Regions from separate parts of the Homo sapiens genome. Here region 2 is linked to region 1. A link is a loop called in an ENCODE intact Hi-C map of the cell type or tissue named here. Cell type or tissue: heart right ventricle. All regions are shown on one strand.

Evidence for each region. Peaks named below come from ENCODE experiments on the same cell type or tissue, not always from the same donor. Only the 100,000 strongest peaks of a DNase experiment are listed, where the experiment ranks them.
Region 2: a loop joins it to region 1, with 5 times the contacts of the local background. A loop is called at or near these places in 1 of 110 quality-filtered maps.

The regions. Positions count from the first base shown.
Region 1 is chr7:136,824,504-136,829,503 of GRCh38, reverse strand. No RefSeq gene overlaps it. Among named protein-coding and RNA genes, the nearest start is that of CHRM2, 42 kb to the left of the region's middle. In heart right ventricle, no CTCF peak of the experiment used is centred here; no DNase peak of the experiment used is centred here.
Region 2 is chr7:136,934,843-136,939,842 of GRCh38, reverse strand. The region is part of intron 2 of CHRM2 (cholinergic receptor muscarinic 2); the gene reads right to left. The region is part of intron 2 of LOC349160 (a long non-coding RNA gene); the gene reads left to right. It also overlaps the pseudogene KRT8P51. Among named protein-coding and RNA genes, the nearest start is that of MIR490, 34 kb to the right of the region's middle. RefSeq lists an enhancer at 3,638-3,807. In heart right ventricle, no CTCF peak of the experiment used is centred here; no DNase peak of the experiment used is centred here; H3K27ac peaks cover 3,479 bases.

The sequences.
Region 1 (5,000 bases):
ACCCTTCAGATCTTGGATTAAGGATCTCTTTTTTTTTGCTTTCACACCTCTTGATAGAACAAATCCTTCACTTACAGGCTCTTGTATATCATAGACCACTCCTTCATAACCCTAGTCACAGTTGCAATTGTGCATTTCTTTGTATGGTTATTTGTTAATATTTGTCTCTTCTACCAAACAGTAAGATCTGTTGTTAAGTACTACACTTTAACTTAACCAGTGCCCAGCACAGGCTCTGAGGCAGAGTAGGCACTCGATAAATAATTGTTCAATAAATGATAAGTCTCTTACGTATCTGAAGCATCTGAATTGTCCTACCACTTGCTCACAGAAGGGGGAAGGAGCGCTTCCCTTTCCATCAAATGTGTTGGCGGGCAAAACATTCTAATTATAAACACTTTATGGGAAAATGCTTTAAAGGAGGAACTCTGAGATCTCACAATAAGCAGCAGAAATGTGGCTGTTCCCGTAGGTGCCCCCTCTGTGTAACCCCCACCACAGGAGCATCTCGAGCTACCATGCCATGCAGTGTGAAGTCTTGTGGCTCCCTCAACAGGTACTTTTACTCATTGGATAAAGAAAGAGGGATTTCAGACATGCCTATTGTGCGAGCTAAGCAAGACTCTGTCTCTCTTTATTTATTTATTTATTTTTGGTTATTAATTTAAAGAAGTTAAAACCCATTTTGCGATTTGCTGTTTATCAGGCAAATGATTATTTAAGGCAATTCCCAGTGGGACTTGCTTTACATTTTGAGGACATTCCAGTTCAGTGATGGCAGATGGAACTCATAGTTAAAATTTTTAGAAGAGAGACAATGAAATGGGTTCCAGAGAGATAATAAGGCTGCGGTTTCACAGGCAGAAAAAAAACCCTAGAAAAATTGCTATTTGGAACTAAAACCTGTACTCAGGGAATTGAGAGAGGGGAGACTGCAAGAAGGATGTTAACTCTTTGTTAGTCTGGGTTATGAAGTGTGACTTATGATGGACCTAACTCACTGAGAATGGGAATCCTCTTATGTTGATTTAATTTCTTGCAGCATCCAATATTGTCTTTAGTGAGCTGGGGAAAAAAGAGAGAAAACCCAATTCCTTCTTGCACTCAGAACAGACCTTCAGTGTGGATATGATATTTATTATTTGCCTCTCTGTGATACTGTGACTGGACATTAGTTGCCCTAAATACAGAAAAAACTAACTGGTCCTTCATTAAAAGGATGCCAGATGTGAATGAGTTTATAGAAAAAATTTTAGGCAACAAGTGTTCCCCTAAGTTCATAAACAACACCCCACAGATACGTAAAGCTCAGCTCATTATGCATGAGTCATGTTGACTAATTTATATAAGGCTTGATAGTTAAATGGATTATAAAGAGCCCATGATTGAGAATTTATCTTAAATAACTTTTCTTTTAAAATAAAAATGATATTTATGCACACATCCCATGTTCATGTTTAAAAAGAAGGTAGAATAAACATTACTAACCTGTAATCACACCATCAAGAGGTAATGCCTGCCCCTCCCTCTTTTAGTAGTTATAATCCAAAATAACAATTATGAACATTGGCTCTTTTTATTTATTATATCTTAAAAATTTCCTCATATCATTAATGATTCTTCCTAAATAAAAATAGGATTGGGTGTACAATATACATCAACTGGCTGTTCGATATAAGAAATAGGATTCGAATATCTAGGAGATTTCTAGTTATAGTCCAATGTATATGCTGGGTGGGAACTGAGTAAGGTGACCTAACAAAACCTTGTAGTTTCTCTATTCTATCATATGCCAGGCTCAAAAGCTGAATATATGAATATACGGTCGCAGATGCAGTTTAAATAAAGTGGCAAACATATTAAATGGTAAGAATTCATCTTACCAAAGACCCTATCCTCTATTGGAATGTTTACCAAGGATTTCCTTTAGAGAAATGTGAAGTGAACTTCCTCCACTTTGGATGTGATTTTAATGGGTGCTACCAAATGGCCATTGCCGCCAGATTGCTCCAGCATTCTTCTCTATGATTTTATTTGAAATTCTCAGCCTTTACATAGATGTATTGAATTAATCATTGCCTGTTCCAGGAAGTCCTCTGTTACAAATGCAAATATTAATACCACATTATACAGATGAAGCATTGAACTTATGTTTTGGTTAATGACCATATTGTCACATAAGTCCTTGAAGGGATGGGAATCACAGGAATGATAAATTTTAATTGGGTCCAGAGGGTAGGATAAAAGATATGGAGGTGAAATTCATAACCAAGAGTATTAGGCTGTTCTTGCATTGCTATTTTAGGTGTTCTAACATACCTGGGGCCAGGTAATTTATAAGAAAAAAGGTTTAATTGGATCATGGTTCTGCAGGCTGTACAGGAAGCATGGCACCAGCATTCTACTCAGTTTTGAGTGAGGGCTTCAGGAAGCTTACAGTCATGCTGAAAGGTTAGGGAGGAGCAAGCATCTCACATGGCAGGAGTGGGAACTAGAGAGAAAGCGAGTGGGGTACGGGGATGCCACACACTTTTAAGCAACCAGTTCTTTTGAGTACTCACCCACTTCCATAAAGACAGCACCAAGTCATGAGGGATCCACCCCCATGATCCAAACACCTCCCACCAGGCCCTACCTCCAGCATTGAGGATTACAATTCAACATAAGATTTGGGTGGGGACAAATATCCAAACTAAACCACCAAGTTATGAATCATGGAACACTCACCGAAAAGACTGGGCCAGTGAAGTGGGGATCATTTTGTTGTCCTTTAAGGACTGACATGTGGGATTTGTAGAGCCAGAGGAGCAGGTACAGTGTGAAGAGAAGGCATAGGCAGGAGGACATGGGCATAGCAGCTGCTTGATGTTTGCTGGAAGTGGGGAACTCTAGGAATTATGAAGTATTCAAGTTTAATAAACTCAAGGCCAAGATATTTTTTAATTTTACTTATTTATTTTTAATCTGCTAGCAAGATGGATAACAGTTATGATTACTGGCATGTTAAACAGCTGACACTACCTGGCTCTTTGGTCTTGTTGAGTATTTGGATTATCTAAGCTAACTTCATGTTGTTAGTTTATTCAATGGAAGAGAAAATGCTGAAAGAAATGATAGATAAACAATCAACTACCTCAGGATGCTTCCACACAGCCCCCATTGTGTGTCTTCTTGTTTGTAAGAGCAGACAGGTTCTTACAAAGTATTACAATTCTGCATAATATATTCTCCTAACATAAATCTTTACGGAAAAGGATAAATGCTGTTTAACCATCATTTACTAAAAACAGTTTTAAAAATTAGCTAAGCATATTCCCACACCAACAACTTAAGGAGTAAAAATGGCATTTACAAAACAAAACAAACCAAAACAACAAAAACACAGCTTTCTCATGCACAGATTGGGAAAATGTAGAAGATGGATATTATATTATGGATATTATATTTATCATAATATATATAATATATTATATTTATCATAATATATATAATATATTATATTATGATATATATTATATATATTATGATATATATATTATTGATATATAATATATATTATATATCACATAATATAATATATATATTATATTATATTATAATACCATTATATATTATATTATATATTATATTATAATATCATTATATATTATATTATAATATCATTATATATTATATTATATATTATATTATAATATCATTATATATTATATTATATATTATATTATAATATCATTATATATTATATTATGATAAATATACGTTAGTAGATCTACATGTGTGAGCACATAGTTTATTAGAATAAACATTGGTTTATGTTTCCCTCTTTTCCAGTCCTATAAAAATCTTATCCAGGAGGTAACTTCTATCAGATTTGTTAAGGAAACGGAACCAGCCAGCTGCAAAGCCTCCTATGGCTTGCCTTAAGCTTTAAAACTAAGGACAGTCTGATAATTATCTTTCAATACTTACATCCAGTGCTTTGCTGGTAAATGTTTCACAGTTAGTTCTCTCAGGAGGGAGAAGGGAGCCCTGATTTGTAGCATTTACTAATTTCTATGGTGTAAATAATCCCAATATGGCCAATTTCAAGCTACCAACATAATAACAATTGGCTTTCAAAATTCCTGAAAATTTAACAGTTGTCCCTCCTGAGCTATTATGACCTCGCTCCAGCATACACCTGCTTTTTTGCAGCTCATATATGAGAGGTATTTATATCTTATTAGCAAATATTCAGAAATAAAAATCTATTTTTCCATCTCCCTTCTGCCGCCGCATGAGTCAAAAGCCAATCTCCAAGTGCAGTGGCAGAATAAGCACCAGCGGGCAGGTAGCTGGTCACCTTCCTTCTTTCTTTATCCCCGTATGCTTCGAATTTTTCTGAATTATGATTCCACCTGGGTTGAGGAGGTCAAGAACCAGAATCACTTAAGAAAAATGTAGCTTATGCTTTCTAACATGTATAGATGAAAAGATTGAATGTAGATAAGCTTTAAGTTGCATCCCAGCATTGAGTTCTTATAACAGCAATTCTCAACTTTAGACGTATATTGAAATCAGGTGGGAAATTTTTAAAAAATATCCAAGACCATTTCCAATCTCCAGAGATTCTGATTTCGCTGAGCTGGGGTGGGGCCTGGGCATCAGTATACTTTAACAGCTCCCTAGGTAATGCATCCAGTTTATAGGTAATGATAGTTATGTTTCTAGATAGACGTCAATGAGCAGAAGCAAATGTGTGGAGAGGCATTTGAGGGTAAAGGGTTAAAGGTGTATATGTATGTTTTCAAAACATATTTATGTTATTATATGGAAACACCTAATAAAATTAAATGGTGATATTTTGACAAATTGATGTAAAAGAAACCAGGTTAAAATAAGGTTTTTTTTTTTTTTCTAAAATATGTATTCATTTGGGAATGGGAAAGGGGGATTGTAATTCAGTATGCACAGAGTGGCACACCACAAGTGCACCTGGAGAGGGCAAGGTAAAGGAATGC
Region 2 (5,000 bases), 110 kb before region 1:
TTCACAATATTTAATTTTCATTACAAGCATACTTGCTCCTGTGAAGCTTCATCAAATGTCCATTTTTATGTACTGAAATGTGTGCTTTATTCTATCCACTCTATTAGCTTTGTGACTTTTCCTTAATTTATTTAATTTTCATAAAGCTCTGTCTCTTCACTTGAAAAACAGAGTAAGTCCCACTATACTTATTTTAATTATTTTTTGTTAGAGCCAAATTAAAGAACATCTAAAATTATTAACTTGACATCCCAACCCAGAATCTTATTGTAAAGAGGAAAGTAATAACATATACATAGAATGCTAACATATAAAAAGTCCTTTTGTGTATTTTTTTTAATTCTTTACTCTTTGCAACCACCCATTAGTTGGGCAGAGTAAATAATATTATCCTTACTTTGCAGAAAAAGAAACACTGACGCTTAAGAGGTTAATTTCCCAAATCCCAAAAGGGGCATTAGAACTGGAACTTGAGCTCAAGTCTGTTAATCTCAAGTGCATATTACTGCTGTTAAAACCAGTAAAGCCCTGAATGAAATTTCAAGTTAAATAGCTCCACACCTGTGTAAGCCTAGGAAAGGAGACATAAAATAGTAATTATTTCCAAATCAAAACAAAACTACTTCTCTTAGAGGGAAAAGAGGTGATTGATATTACCTTGGAAGGAGCATCTGTGGCAGTTTCCCTTCTGCTACTGCTTCCTCATGGGGACAAGTAGGTTGATGTCTGCATGGCCCAGTGGAACAGAAATTAGCACATAACTTCTGAATGAAGTTATGAAAGGAGACTAGCAAAGGTTTCCTACACTAAAGTAATCTCTAGTTATCCTGCCTCTTAGAATTGGAATTATATTAATGTTTGATGGCTACACAAGCACTCTTTTTTTTTTTTTTTTTTTTTTTTTTTTTTTTTTTTTTTTTTTTTTTTGGCAGAGCTAGCTGAAGTTTTATTTTGGACCAAAAAAAAAGCAACTTTGTAGCTGGAGGCATCGGCAAGGGGGGTCCCCAGGTAGTAAACTCCCCTGCGGGTGGGCTGAGGGCTAGGGCTGAGCTTCAGGTGGGTCTCCTGTTCCCAGTGCTACACTGCATGGCGGCCTCCCTCCCAGGCTCTGGGGCAGCGCAGGAGGGGTACAGTCCTACAAGGTGTCCACCTCTGGCCCCTGGGCCTTCAGCAGCCGCTCCTGCACGAGTGGGCCCTGTGCCCGCATGAGCTCCTCGAGCTTCTCCCGAGTGGACAGCAGCAGCTTTCGGGGTGGCCTGGGCAGCGGCTATGGTGGGGCCAGCGGCATGGGAGGGATCACTGCAGTCACGGTCAATCAACCAGAGCCTGCTGAGCCCCCTTATCCTAGAGGTGAACCCCAACATCCAGGCCGTGCGCATCCAGGGGAAGGAGCAGATCAAGACCCTCAACAAGAAGTTTGCCTCCTTCATAGACAAGGTACGGTTCCTGGAGCAGCAGAACAAGATGCTGGAGACCAAGTGGAGCCTCCTGCAGCAGCAGACGACGACTCGGAGCAACATGGACAACATGTTCGAGAGCTACATCAACAACCTTAGGCGGCAGCTGAAGCACTCTTCTTTTAAAAGTTTCTGAAGCCATTAGCTAAAGATTCAGTAACAAAGGTACCCTGAGTGAGAAGTAACCTGCTGTGCGATGGACTCTTCCAGAAGAGTGGGCAGAGATAGTATTCAGATCCTGACAAGAAGAGGAGACAAGTGCCAGGTCACATAACTTCATCTCCCCTAGCTGACCAATTCCCAACTCCAGAAATGCCTGCCCTCTCTCATACACCATTACGTTCAGTGATTCAGTTACTTTCAGAGTCCTGTCTGTGCCAGTGTGGTTGCGCTTGCTATCAGCAAAGCCATCAGGCTTCATTGCTCTTTTTTTCTGATACAAACCCTCAATTAGGACCAACCACAGGAGACCCTCTTCCACTAACTCATGCAAAAAATGTCATCATGGACTGTGTGTTTGGTGGTGAAAGAAAATTTGAGTTCTGTTTCCCCTTTCTAAGTGATATGTAATGGTCACGTTCGGTGTCAAAAGCGTGGAAATCTCAAGATGTGATTCTCTATTTTTTTCAAATCTATCTCATATATTTATGTCAATCACAAGAAAATTCTTTATATTTCTCCAGTTGGATAAGTGCACAAGGCTTATTTTCTCATCAACTTACTTGAAAACCTAATTATACTGAACCAGATGTTGTGTTTAACACCAGTAGATGTGACAAGCAGTCGGTTTTTTACAGTGACACAAATATCAATTCAAACTGCTCTGACTCTACTGTGGGAGCTGGATTCTAATGTGATTACAGTCATTGCCTCATATCTTATTTTTAGTTAAATAAAAAAGGGCGATCAAGTGTTGAATGTGCTATAATATACTGAATCTACATGCAATATAGATCTGAGAAAAATAATTAATATTCAAAAAAAACTGAGGAAAAAATAATTTGCATATTAGAATCATTAAATTCTGAAATTAATTCTTACATTCAGTTTGACTTCTTGTTTAAATATAATAATTAGAGTGAGGAAAAAGGAATTTTTGTCAGAGCCCAAATTCTAACTTTGGCTGTTATTCTAACTGTCCTGAACCTGTGTGTTTAAGTCACCAGGAAGGATAACTTAATTTATGCGGCTATTGAAAGCGATGTCATTCTTCCTGTAGATCCCTGAGTAAATCAGAAAAATTATTGAAAACTACCTATTTTTATTCCAGTCAAATTCTCTGTCTTTGGGGCTAGAGACACTCAGATATATTAGTATTCAGCATGTAATGAAGTACAATGTACTCCTAGTTTAAATCACTTTGCTTATAAGAAACTCTATTCATGTTGACTAGTTTGATACAAATGGTTTGATCTTAAGATTTGAAGGCATGGATGACCTTGGTCTGTCTAAAATTCAGCAGATTATTGGAGAACAATAACACAAAGTCTCCAGCTATATCGAGACATCTTAATTTAGAGTCTTTTCAACTAGTGAAGAAAGCAAGTAGAAACATAGAAGGGTAATATAGAAGAAAATTCTAAATGTATTAGAACCTATTAAAATGTTGAAAATATTTGAAAATTATAATTGATTTTGTTTCTGATTACAAAGTAGCACAAGGTAATTAAAGAAAATTTAGAAAATTGGGAGAAGCAAAAACAAAGAAAATGATACTTGTACTTAAGGTCTGTATTACTTTAGTTCTTTATTTCTAAGCATATACAAAACTCAGACAGAGACATGTACATGCACACAGACTCAAACATGGAGTTGGATCTTAAACAATTTATCTGTGACTGATCTGTGATCTGCTGTGATGGATTTATAGTTTCAATCATGTCATTCATTTTAAGACAATTTTTACATTAGTCATTTAACAGACCATTTAGGTGTCTATTAGTCATCTATTCTACCTAGCTACAGTACAATGTGTTGTGACGTTTGTAGTTTTTACCCTTTGTTCCTGAATTTGGGAAATTCAGAGATCAAGGGGAATTTAAAATATTCCTTTTGCTCCATGTGTCTTGATTTGAGTATTTATATATTTTAATCTAAAGTATATCAGAGGCAAAGGCTTTATCCAGACCAGTAACATTAGCGGTGAACCACTTGCTTGATGTTAGGAGAGAACATGGCATTGGAAAACTACATTATTTCATGTATGTTGGTACTTTAGACAATTATTTTGTATCTTGTGCTAGAGTGATGATGAAAAATATCTCCGCTACCCAAACATAGATTGGGTAGATTCAAGTTTTTGAATCTTAAAAATAAATTTTAACAAGAGTTCCAAATGAGATAATCAGTGTGAAGCTGCAATATACATTTAAATTAAACACCACTTTCCCAAAGGTAGAGGAAGGGTTATATCATTGGTAAGGCAGTGACAATGGGAGGAACTGTAGTGTATTTTTAATGTAAGTATCACTGACAGTTAATGGTAGAGGTTCTGACTTTGGTGTAAGTTTTTTCTGTTTTCTCAGGAAAGAAAAGATTTCCAGAGGACTAAGGTTTAGGTGAAAAGGAAATGAGTTGTTCCCTGTTCTAACCTAGACAAGTCTCTCATATTCTCAGAGGATGGGAACACTTCCATGAATACCTGTAACAATCCTAATGGAGTAATGATCCTTTTAAATAAAAATAACAATAGATGTTATGAGTTTAAAGAAGTCTCCGTGCCTCCAGTGTAATTTAACTCAATAAAAATAAGAGAGAATTGCAGAGTGGGGCCACTTAATCAAACAGTATGTTCCAAAACAGCTCCCAATGGAAACAGCTGCTCCCAGCGAGGACAATTTCGAGTTCAAGACAATTTGTAAATATCAGTTCCTGCTGTTGAACGTTTCCTCTTTATTCTTGTTTAAACTTCATCATTAGATTTTTAGTTGTCTAGTCGTACCTACCATTTTAATGAAATCCAGCTTGATTTCAAACGATCGTCTAATCTACTGTTTTGCCTGGGGTACTGTGTACTCACCCAAATTCTGGTACCTTATCTGACCCCTGCCTTACCTGACTTCTTTCATAATTGATGCCGCATGCTTTATATAAGAAAATAATTTTCCATATATGTACAGGTATGTTTCTGAGGCCTCTATTTTATTCTTTTCACCAATGTGTTTACCCCCCTGAACAGGAGTACAGTGCATTAATTAGTGTAACTTCATGGTGAGTCTTAATATATGGTAGAGCAAAAATCTGCAATTTCCCTGGCTCTTCTTATATTTAAATTTTAGACTTTGTTTATTTTAATCAGAATTGCACTGAATCTAAAGTACAACTAAAGAACAATTGATATCTTTAAAATACCATTTCCTTAACCTTGAATGCATCCTCATTTTCATTTATTTAGGTCTTCATTAATGCATCTTACAGTTTTATAATTTTTCCTATTTATGTCTTGCATATTTACTATTTATAGTTTATTGATAATCTTTGATAAGATAACAAATAATGTCCTCTTTGCAATTACATTTTTTTTTTTGGTTATTTTCAGGGCAT